2 separate regions of the Homo sapiens genome follow, and region 1 is linked to region 2. Evidence: read pairs that join two places in POLR2A ChIA-PET (ENCODE). Cell type or tissue: K562. All regions are shown on one strand.

Region 1 (5,000 bases), 200 kb before region 2:
AAGCTTTAAAAAAGTATAAATGCAGCCAGGCACGGTGGCTCACGCTTGTAATCCCAGCACTTTGGGAGGCTGAGGCAGGCGGATCACGAGGTCACAAGTTTGAGACCAGTCTGGCCAACATAGTGAAATCCCATCTCTACTAAAAATATAAAAAATTAGCCAAGAATGGTGGTGTGTGCCTGTAATCCCAGCTACCTGGGAGGCTGAGGCAGGAGAATTGCATGAACCCAGGAGGCAGAGGTTGCTGTGAGCTGAGATTGCGCCATTGCACTCCCGCCCCAGGCAACAGTGCAAGACTGTATAAAAAAAAATGTATAAATGGGGTGGGTGCAGTGGCTCACACCTGTAATCCCAGCACTTTGGGAGACCAAGGCAGGTGGATCACCTGAGGTCAGGAGTTCGAGACCAGCCTGGCCAACGTGGTGCAACCCCATCTCTACTAAAAATACAAAAATTAGCTGGGCGTGGTGGTGGGCGCCTGTAATCCCAGCTACTCGGGGGAGGCTGAGGCAGGAAAATAGCTTGAACCCAGGAGGCAGAGGTAGCAGTGAGCCGAGATTGTGCCACTGCATTCCAGCCTGGGCAACAGAGCGAGACTCAATCTCAAAAAAGAAGTATAAATGTCTCTTATTTTGTAATAACCCGCTTGTCTGGAGCACTGCTGTCTACTCGCCACTTGCCCAGCTTCCCACCTGCAGATGTTGTCAATAGCGATGTCTCGGAGCTGCTCGTACATGGAGGGCTGGCTCTTCTTACCCGACATGACGTTCAGGGTTGACTCGGAATGCTCATTGGTCACACTGATTTTTATATCATTGCCAGCAACTGAAAGTAAAAAATTCAAATATATACCTAGTTAGGCCTATCATTTTCCATCACCTTCTTTGTAATTCAAAAACCAAGATAATATGCTGATCATTTATAAAAGCAAAATGATCACTCTAAAAACATCTGACCAAATATTTCAGAAAGAGAAGAGTCTAAGAGCAACAGGAAATAATATGTTTAAATCAAAAGGAAGAATATTCAAGTTAGAAAGTGATAAATACAGAAAACTACCAATTTCTCAATCAACTGTTCAAAAGTACTGATGACCAACCACCAAAGGCAGCTCTGAGGGCGACTGAGGCATGGCCCTGTGCTTGGAGTTACCTCACTAATATGTACAAAGCCTGGTGAGGGTTAGGGATGCTTGCGGGAGCAGGGGCCTTAGAGCCTGAGAGAACCCTCCCCACTACGGGGTTCAGGGAAGTCTTGTTTTTTGTTTGTTTTTGAGATAGGGTCTTGCTCTGTCACCCAGGCCGGAATGCAGTGGCGCTATCACAGCTCACTGCATCCTCAACCTCCTGGGCTCAAGCCATCCTACAACTTCAGCCTCCTGAGTAGCTAGGACTACAGGTGAGCGCCATCACGCCTGGCTAAATCTTTAAACTGCTCTGACTTTAAGTCTTCATCTGAAGGGGAAGATAAAAACAGCCACCTTCATGAGACTGTGGGTAAGAGGGTGATACTACATCAGAGACACTAGCACACAGCAGGTGTTTAATTAATTAATGTTAATTATTGTTTCATCATATGTGGAAACATCATAATCCATTCTCGCAGGGGTAGCAGGGACTGGGCCCCTGGCTAAGTGTTTGGGGCACACAGGATTTGCATTTCAGACTTCCACAGTGAAAGATGTCAAAAAGAAAACAGGACTTGAAGGGGCCTTTGGTGTAACAGGAATACAGGATGAGAGAAGGCCGGGGAAGAAAGGCCTGGAGCTTGGAGGGGACGCAAAGGGAAAGACAGAAGGAAAGGTGTGGCGAAGGAATGCACCCAGGTACAGTCATGAAACCTGTGTGAGGCTCACACACAGTCACAGAGCCCCTTTCTCAGGGCCTGAAGGGCACATAGTCTGTTATTACCTGTGTGGTACTGACTGTGGTACTTGTAGAGCTTCACCAGAACTGGGGACGGGATGACCAGGAAGTCTCGCAAGGACGGTGTCACAGAGTGCACCACCACCGGGAACCTCTCGCACAGGCGGCCCAAACCCTGCAACACACCATCAACCTGTCACATGGCCTGTGGTATGGGACCATCTGAGTAGGCCCTGAGCAGGGAGGTGCTCAACCCTTCAGTACCCAAGTCTGACCCAAAACTTCGAAGGTCAAAGCTCCCACAGGCCACCTGCCCAGGACATAAAAAGATGGAAGCGATGGTGCTGACTCTCCTCCACCTATAGGGGACATCAACTACTATTTTTTTGTTTTGTTTTTGAGACAGGGTCTCGCTGTCGCCCAGGCTGGAGTGCAGTGGCACGATCATGGCTTACTGCAGCCTTGACTTACTGGGCTTAAGCAATCCTCCCACCTCAGCCTCCTGAGTAGCTGGGACTGTAGGCACACACCATCATCCCTAACTAATTCTAATTTTTTAAATTTTTTGTGCAGACGGAGTCTCACTATGTTGCCCAGGTTGGGCTCAAGCGATCCTCCCACCTCTGCCTCCCAAAGTATCGGGATTACAGGAGTGAGCAACCGTACCTGGCCAGGGGATATAGATTGTTAAAGTGTGCTCATCTCTTTTGGAAGCATACTAAAGAAGAAAGGGACAAAATATAATTTTTAAACAATGGCAGGTGTGGAGTCAGTGGGATTGTGACAAGGTTAAGAGTCTCGGCAGAGCAGAGCTAGCACTGTGGGTGTCAGGAGACATCCCCTTGCGTGGCCCCATGGCACATGTCCACAGTCCTTCCCCCACAGGCCTTGGGAATGGCCCCCAGCCTCACAACAACGGAGAACTGAAGCCAGCTGCACCCATATGCCACTGACAGAAAGCCCTGGCATCCTGCAGGGGGCAGCCCACACTCAGTGATGAACTGTGCACAGCACGCACTGGTTAAAGCTCCTAAAGACAGAACCGGCAGGGTCTCCGCTGCTGGTGTGCCCACCACAGCCTGAACAGCAACAGCGTGACAAGAGGGAGGCCCTACAGGTGGGATCTGAGCCTCTCTGGGTTCAGGGAGACTGACCTGCAGACAGCAGATCAGCAGGGGCAAGTGAGCAATAATGACTTTGCTGGACGTCTTGGACTGCAGCTTCTCAGATAGCTTGATGCAAAGGTTTTCTGCACCTTAATTCAAAACCAGAAGAGGAGATGAGTGATCAGCACAGGCCAGTCTTTCTAACACACTTATCCACCAAGTAAGCACAGAATTTAATAAAACCCCAGAGACATACTTTAGGCAGGGCTTATTCATACTGAGAGGTCACACAGTGTGTGACACTCTCTCTCTCTTCTCCGCTGGCCCTAAGCCCCCTTGTCCCCGCAGTGTTCATTCCACAGAAAACTTCCCATTCTACTCCTCCCCCAGAAAAACACTTCACCTGAAGGCACTGAGCTTCCATGTCACCACAGAAAAGCCTAAAGAACCAGCAAGATGCAGCAGAGAGCATACACAGGCCCTGAGGCCACGGGCATCCCCATCCTCCCAGGTCCAGTGCCCTCCATGCAGGACAGGACACCAGACGTGCAGAGCACAGCAGGGGCTAATGCTCCACTCTGCACGTGCCCAGGAGGCCTACTGCAACTGCCTGTGCTGGTAACAGAGCCAAGTGTTCTAGAAGTAGTTTGGGGAAACTTGTGGCAAGAAAGCCTCTGGGTCATGCCTGGAGCTCACATGAGAGGCAAGGCAGTCTGTCTCACCCTGCTCGTCCTTCACAGCCCACACCATGAGGTCCACACAGGCAGCATTCGCCTGACAGCGCAGTTTGAGGGGGCTCAGCTCATTGTGGATCCGGTCTGCGTCATGTAGAATCTTCTGGAGCTCCCCCTGGCTCGTGTTGAACTGCTCCAGCACAAAATCATGGATCTCCTTCACAAAAGAGGTCGGGAGGTCTGTAGGAAAGAGTGTGGCATCACAGCTGGGAACAAAACTACAGTAGAACACAGGCAGTGCTAGCAGCGGCTACAGTCTTCCCCTTTTAACAAAAACCCCAGAAAAGTAGCATTTGCTACTGGCCACTGTGGGTCCTAGAATGCCCACTGGAAAGAAGTTGGATAGGAATTGCACAGCTGTCCTCCACGTGCACACAACCTGGCAATCAGAGGAAATGATCATTTCCCAGGGATGTTACAGCCATGCTTTGTTTTAAGCAGTCAACGTACTAAAACCTGAATACATGAAACATATAAATTGGGAAGTATCGTTGCTGGAACTACTTCCACTGACAATATGAGATACTTCTGTGATTTTTTTTTCTTTTAAGAAAGAGGTTGTCAGGGCCAGGCGCGGTGGCTCACGCCTGTAATCTCAGCAACTTGGGAGGCCGAGGCGGGCAGATCATGAGGTCAGGAGATCGAGACCATCCTGGCTAACACGGTGAAACCCCATCTCTAATAAAAATACAAAAAATTAGCCGGGCGTGGTGGTGGGCGCCTGTAGTCCCAGCTACTCGGGAGGCTGAGGCAGGAGAATGGCGTCAACCCGGGAGGCGGAGCTTGCAGTGAGCCAAGATCGTGCCACTGCATTCCAGCGTGGGCGACAGAGCGAGACTCCCATCTCAAAAAAAAAAAAAAAAAGAAAGAAAAAGGTTGTCAGATAAGGGCAAAAACTGGTTGCAGCCTTGAGAAGAGAATTATCTGGATCTTCAGAGCACTCACCCTGAGTTTGAGAGACTTTTCAAACTCTCATCCCCAGGGCCTGGAAAATTCAGGAGAACCACCATGATGCACGCACAAGTCAGCCCAGCCAAGGCAGCCAGCAACACACAGCAGGGGTGGTGGGGAGGGCAGGGGTAATCCCTGATGCCCCTTCTTAGGGAGTTTCAACCCTTGCCGTGGCCCAGATGACTCAGCTTCTGAGGAATGTTCAGAATCAGATTAGGAAAGTGGTTACTAAATTTTGGTATACCTTCCTGACAAAATATTATGTGCTCATCAAAACTTAAGCTTACGAAGAACACTCAACAGTGTGAGGGGAGAGCATAGGAAAAACATTTTGTAAAATGCAT
Region 2 (5,000 bases):
TGGAGCCACAAACCCGTGAGCACCAGGCTGTCCACAGCCCTGGGCTCATGCTGCCCAAGCACCCCAGAGGGGAAACGCAGACCCAACACGCGCCGCCACGAGACCTCCCTGCGACCCCGCCGGGTAAGCACCACCGCCCGGGCACAGACGAGGCAACGGAGGCCTCGAGAAGAAAAGCAGTTTCCTCAGCGTCATCTGGCAGGTAACAGAGTGGGGCGGGTCCAAGCCGGCTAGACTTCCCGTCCTCCCCTTCCCGACTGCATTCAGTCCCGCCGGGACCGTTCCGCTTCACCTCCCACCCACAGGTTCAAGCCTCCTCAGTATCTGAGAAAGGCGCGAAGCCTCTACGCAGTTGCGACCCGAGGCGAGCAACAACTAGCGCATGCGCACGTGAGCCCGCGGCGCACGCGCGCTGACCTGTGGAAGGAGATGCCGCGGTTGCGCGTCTCGCGCGTGTCCCGTGTGCAGCAGCCGGCGGCGGAGCAGTGACGCGGCATCTGGGAAAGAGGCGGGAGTTAAGTCGCAAGCGGCTCTCCGGGCATCCGGAGGAGCCTCGCGCCTCCAGCCGCCGCTCCTCCCCAAGGGGCTCTGGCCTGTCGGGTCCCCCCCGGCCCGTTGTCGCCCCAACCCCGTCCCAGCCGATTCTCTTGACTTCTGTCAGCGGCACTCACGCTCTGGCCATTGCTGCGCCGCCGAAGTCTCGCGAGGGGTAGCGCGCGCCGGAAGTTGGTACCATAGAGACTGGAGAGCCGGAGGTGCCCCCGCCACCGGGGCGGGGCGGGGCGAGGTCCTAGCTAGCTGGGTTAGTAAGCGGCGCGAGCGTGCGAGTTTCTGACGCGCCCGCGTCGTCCCAGCTCCCTGGACTACCAGTATTGTCGCCCACGTGGGCTTCTCTTTCGTCCGCTCAGGCCTCACTTTTCTCCGTAAACACCCCGGCACGATGGAGCGGCCCCAGCGTTCGGGAGCGGCCCGGGAGCGGAAAGCGGCAGTGTCCTGGGAGCCTCGAAAGCCGCAGGGGCGGCAGCTCGCCTCGGAATGACCTCTGACGGAAGAAATAAAACGGGGCCTGGGACGCTTGCACGAAAGAACCCGACAAAAACCAGAGCCCGCACTCACTCTCGTACTGGGGAGGTGGACTTCAGGGAGGGTTATCTGGAGGAGGAATCTCTCAAAGTACAACACAGGAGAAAGACAGTATCGCAATACAGAAATTTTATTTTTTATTTTATTATTATTTTCCTGAGACCGGAGTCTCGCTCTGTCGCCCAGGCTGGAGTGCAGTGGCGCGATCTCGGCTCACTGCAAACTCCGCCTCCCGGGTTCACGCCATTCGGCTGCCTCACCCTCCACAGTAGCTGGGACTACAAGCGCCCGCCACCACGCCCGGCTAATTTGCAATACGGAAATTTTAATAGGTAATTAGCTCTCCTAGCGTTATGGTGGGGAATACAGAGGGATGGTTGCCTGCCGCACCCTCCCCTCACTATTCTTCGCCTTCTTCAGCCTCAGCTTCCACGGAATCCATGCCCACATCTTCATAATCCTCCAGAGCTGCCAGATCCTCGCGGGCCTCGGAGAATTCCCCCACTGCCATGCCCTCCCCCACGTACCAGTGCACTAAGGCGCACTTGGCCGAACTTATGGTCCAGGCAGGCCCAGGCCTCCGTGATGGCCGTGGTGTTGCTCAGCATGCACACCGCCCGCTGCACTTTGGCCAGGTCTCCCACAGGGACCACCGTGGGGGGCTGGTAGTTAATGCCCACCTGTCAGAGATGGGCAGCATAGAATGAAGTTTATATTGGCCTCAGAAATGGGAGCTCATTAAAAATCAGAGCTGTGGACCAGTTCCAACACTGTGTTTTAAGAATTGCTTCTATATTTTTTGGCATTATCTGTTATCTATCGACAATTAATATCCTTTGACGACTTTTTTTTTTCTTTTCTTCTCCTTCTTCCTCCTTCTCCTCCTTCTTTGTTGTTGTTGTTGAGACAGGGTCTAGCTCTGTTGCCCAGGCTGGAGTGCAGTGGTGCAATCTCGGCTCACTGCAACCTTTGTCTCCCAGGTTCAAGCAATTCTCCTACCTCAGCGTCCTGAGTAGCTGGGATTATGGGCATGTAAGATGGAGCCCGGAAGACGGAGATTTCAGTGAGCTGAGATTTCGCCACTGCACTCCAGCCTGGGCTACAGAGCGAGACTCTGTCTCAGAAAAAAAAAAAAATTATTACCCATATTACCCATACAGTAAAACACATGAAAAAGAATGAGAACCCTGTCTTGGGATATAAATACATCCAAGGTATATTGTATACTTTGTAAAAAGAAAAGTGAGTTGAAGTCTATGTATTTATGTGTAAAAAAATCCATGTAATAACATACACAGGCTAGAACCTTGGGCAGCTAGGGTAGCATCATGCCGGAGGAGGACAAACGCCTGCTGAGGTGGTGACCCTGCCTTGCCCTGCCAAGCACGTAGCAGTTAGCACCAACTAGATACAGACACACTCCACAGGAGTTGGAAGGGGCAGAGAGAAGGGTTCGTACCCTGATCAGGGAGTGTCCTCCCACAACTCTAAGGCCAAGCCTATCAGCCCTTCCAAGTGGGAGTGCTGCCAGCTTTCTGTTTACTGTGACCACCTGTGTGCAGCAATTGGGTCTGTCACCTACAGGAAAGGGACATACATATCTGCTGGCCACTGTCAACATCACCTGTATAACAAGAGATTAATATGCCTTGAATATGTACAGAATGTTTTTCAAAGGACAGAAGCAGCTCTGGGGAAGAAGAGGACTTCAGCTTTTCAGTCTTCTGCATTCTTTCAGTATTTTGCCACATATCAGGTTTTGTTTTGTTTTTGAGACAGGGTCTCACTCTGTCACCCAGCCTTGAGTGCAGTGGTGTGATCTTGGCTCACTGCAACCTCTGCCTCCTGGGTTCAAGCGATTTTCCCACTTTAAGTGATCCGCCTGCATCAGCCTCCCAAAGTATTGGGATTACAGGTGTGAGCCACCGCGCCCGGCCCATATCAAGTTTTTTTTTTTTTTTTTTTTTTTTTTTTTTTTTTTTTTTTTTTTTTGAGATGGAGTCTTGCTCTGTCATTCAGGCTGGAGTGCAGTGGCACAATCTCGGCTCACTGCAACCTCCACCTCCTGGGTTCAAGCAATTCTCCTGCCTCAGCCTCCAGAGTAGCTGGAATTACAGGCAACCGCCACCATGCCTGACTAATTTTTGTATTTTTAGTAGAGATAGGGTTTCACCATGTTGGCCAGGCTGGTCTTGAACTCCTGACCTCCGGTGATCCGCCTACCTTGGCCTCCCAGAATGCTGGGATTATAGGCGTGAGCCACTGACCGCACCCAGCTTTTTTTTTTTTTTTTTTTTTGAGATGGGTTTTGCTCTGTCGCCCAGGTTAGAGTGAAGTACAATGGTGCCATCTTGGCTCACTGCAGCCTCAACCTCCCGGGCTTAAGCAGTCCTCCTGTCTCAGCCTCCTGAGTAGCTAGCACTACAGGAAATGTGCCACCATGCCCAGCTAATTTTTTATTTTTTGTAGAGACAGGTTTTGCCACGTTGCCCAGGCTGGTCTCAAAGTCCTGGGCTCAAGCCATCCACCCAATGGATTACAGGTGTGAGACACTGTGCCTGGCCAACATAAGTACTTTTATAATAAAAAACCCAAATGTTCGTATTTTTTTTTCTAAGGGTCTTGTTCTGTCACCCAGGCTGGAGTGCAGTGGCGCAGTCATGGCTCACTGCAACATCTGCCTCCCAGTCTCAGGTGATCCTCCTACCTCAGCCTCCCAAGTAACTGGAACTATAGGTGTGTGCCATCACACCCGGCTAATTTTTTGTATTTTGTGTAGAGATGGGGTTTCACCATGTTCCCCCAATGGATCCTGAACTCCTGGACTCAAGCTTTTTTTTTTTTTTTTGGTGAGAGAGGGTCTCACTTGGTCACCCAGCCTGGAGTGCAGTGGTGCAATCTTGGCTCACTGCAACCTCCACCTCCTAGGCTCAAGTGATCCTCCCACCTCAGCCTTCCAAGTAGCTATAAGTGCGTGGCATCATGCCCGGCTAATTTTTTGTATTTTTGGTAGAGATGAGGTTTCACCATGTTGCCTAGGCTGGTCTCGAACTCCTAAGCTCAGGTGATCCACCGACCTCAGCCTCCCAAAGTGTTGGGATTACAGGCATGAGCCACTCGGTCCAGCCCCCAAATGTTTTTAAGCATGGAAAAGACTCTTCGAAAATAGCATATCCGAAGCTGGGTGCAGTGACTCACGCCTGTGATTCCAGCACTTCGGGAGGCCAAGGCGGTTGGATCACTTGAGTTCAGGAGCTCGAGACCAGCTTAGCCAACATGGTGAAACCCTGTGTCTACCAAAAATACAAAAATTAGCCAGGCTTGGTGGCGCATGCCTGTAATTCCAGCTGCTTGAGAGGCTGAGACAGGAGAATTGCTTGAACCTGGGAGGCGGAGGTTGCAGTGTGTTCCATTGTACTCCAGCCTGGGTGACAGGGCGAGACTCCATCTCAAACAAACAAACAAAAAAAAAGCAAATGGTTGTTAAAGAATGTATGGTTGGCTGGGTGCGGTGGCTCACACCTGTAATCCCAGCATTTTGGGAGGCCAAGGCGGATGGATCAACTGAGGTCAGGAGTTCAAGACCAGCCTGCCCAACACGGTGAAACCTCATCTCTACTAAAAATACAAAAAATTGGTCAGGCGTGGTGGCTCATGCCTGTAATCCCAGCACTTTGGGAGGCCGAGGCGGGCGGATCACTAGGTCAGGAGATCAAGACCATCCTGGCTAACACGGTGAAACCCCGGCTCTACTAAAAAATAAAAAAAAAAAAAAAAAAAACGTTAGCCAGGCGCGATGGCGGGCACCTGTAGTCCCAGCTACTCGGGAGGCTGAAGCAGGAGAATGGCATGAACCCCGGAGGCGGAGCTTGCAGTGAGCTGAGATTGTGCCACTGCACTCCAGCCTGGGCGACAGA

Evidence for each region. ChIA-PET counts read pairs that join two places held together with the same protein. Peaks named below come from ENCODE experiments on the same cell type or tissue, not always from the same donor. Only the 100,000 strongest peaks of a DNase experiment are listed, where the experiment ranks them.
Region 1: POLR2A ChIA-PET joins it to region 2 with 9 read pairs; 4 of 35 experiments call an interaction of 5 or more read pairs at or near these places.

What each region holds. Positions count from the first base shown.
Region 1 is chr22:20,801,281-20,806,280 of GRCh38, forward strand. PI4KA (phosphatidylinositol 4-kinase alpha) reads right to left here. Exons shown (of 55, transcript NM_058004.4): 11 at 3,694-3,885; 12 at 3,020-3,120; 13 at 1,911-2,040; 14 at 693-825. Among named protein-coding and RNA genes, the nearest start is that of SERPIND1, 30 kb to the left of the region's middle. In K562, a CTCF peak has its summit at 2,845 (motif pointing right); DNase peaks (open chromatin) are centred at 2,841 and 4,802.
Region 2 is chr22:21,001,415-21,006,414 of GRCh38, forward strand. It overlaps THAP7 (THAP domain containing 7), which reads right to left and starts at 704. Exons shown (of 4, transcript NM_030573.3): 1 at 418-704. The coding sequence starts at 497. It overlaps THAP7-AS1 (THAP7 antisense RNA 1), which reads left to right and starts at 508. Exons shown (of 2, transcript NR_027051.1): 1 at 508-1,415. RefSeq lists silencers at 368-537, 558-667, 1,309-1,699. In K562, CTCF peaks have their summits at 770 and 970; DNase peaks (open chromatin) are centred at 397, 757, 1,527 and 2,558; H3K4me3 peaks cover 2,224 bases.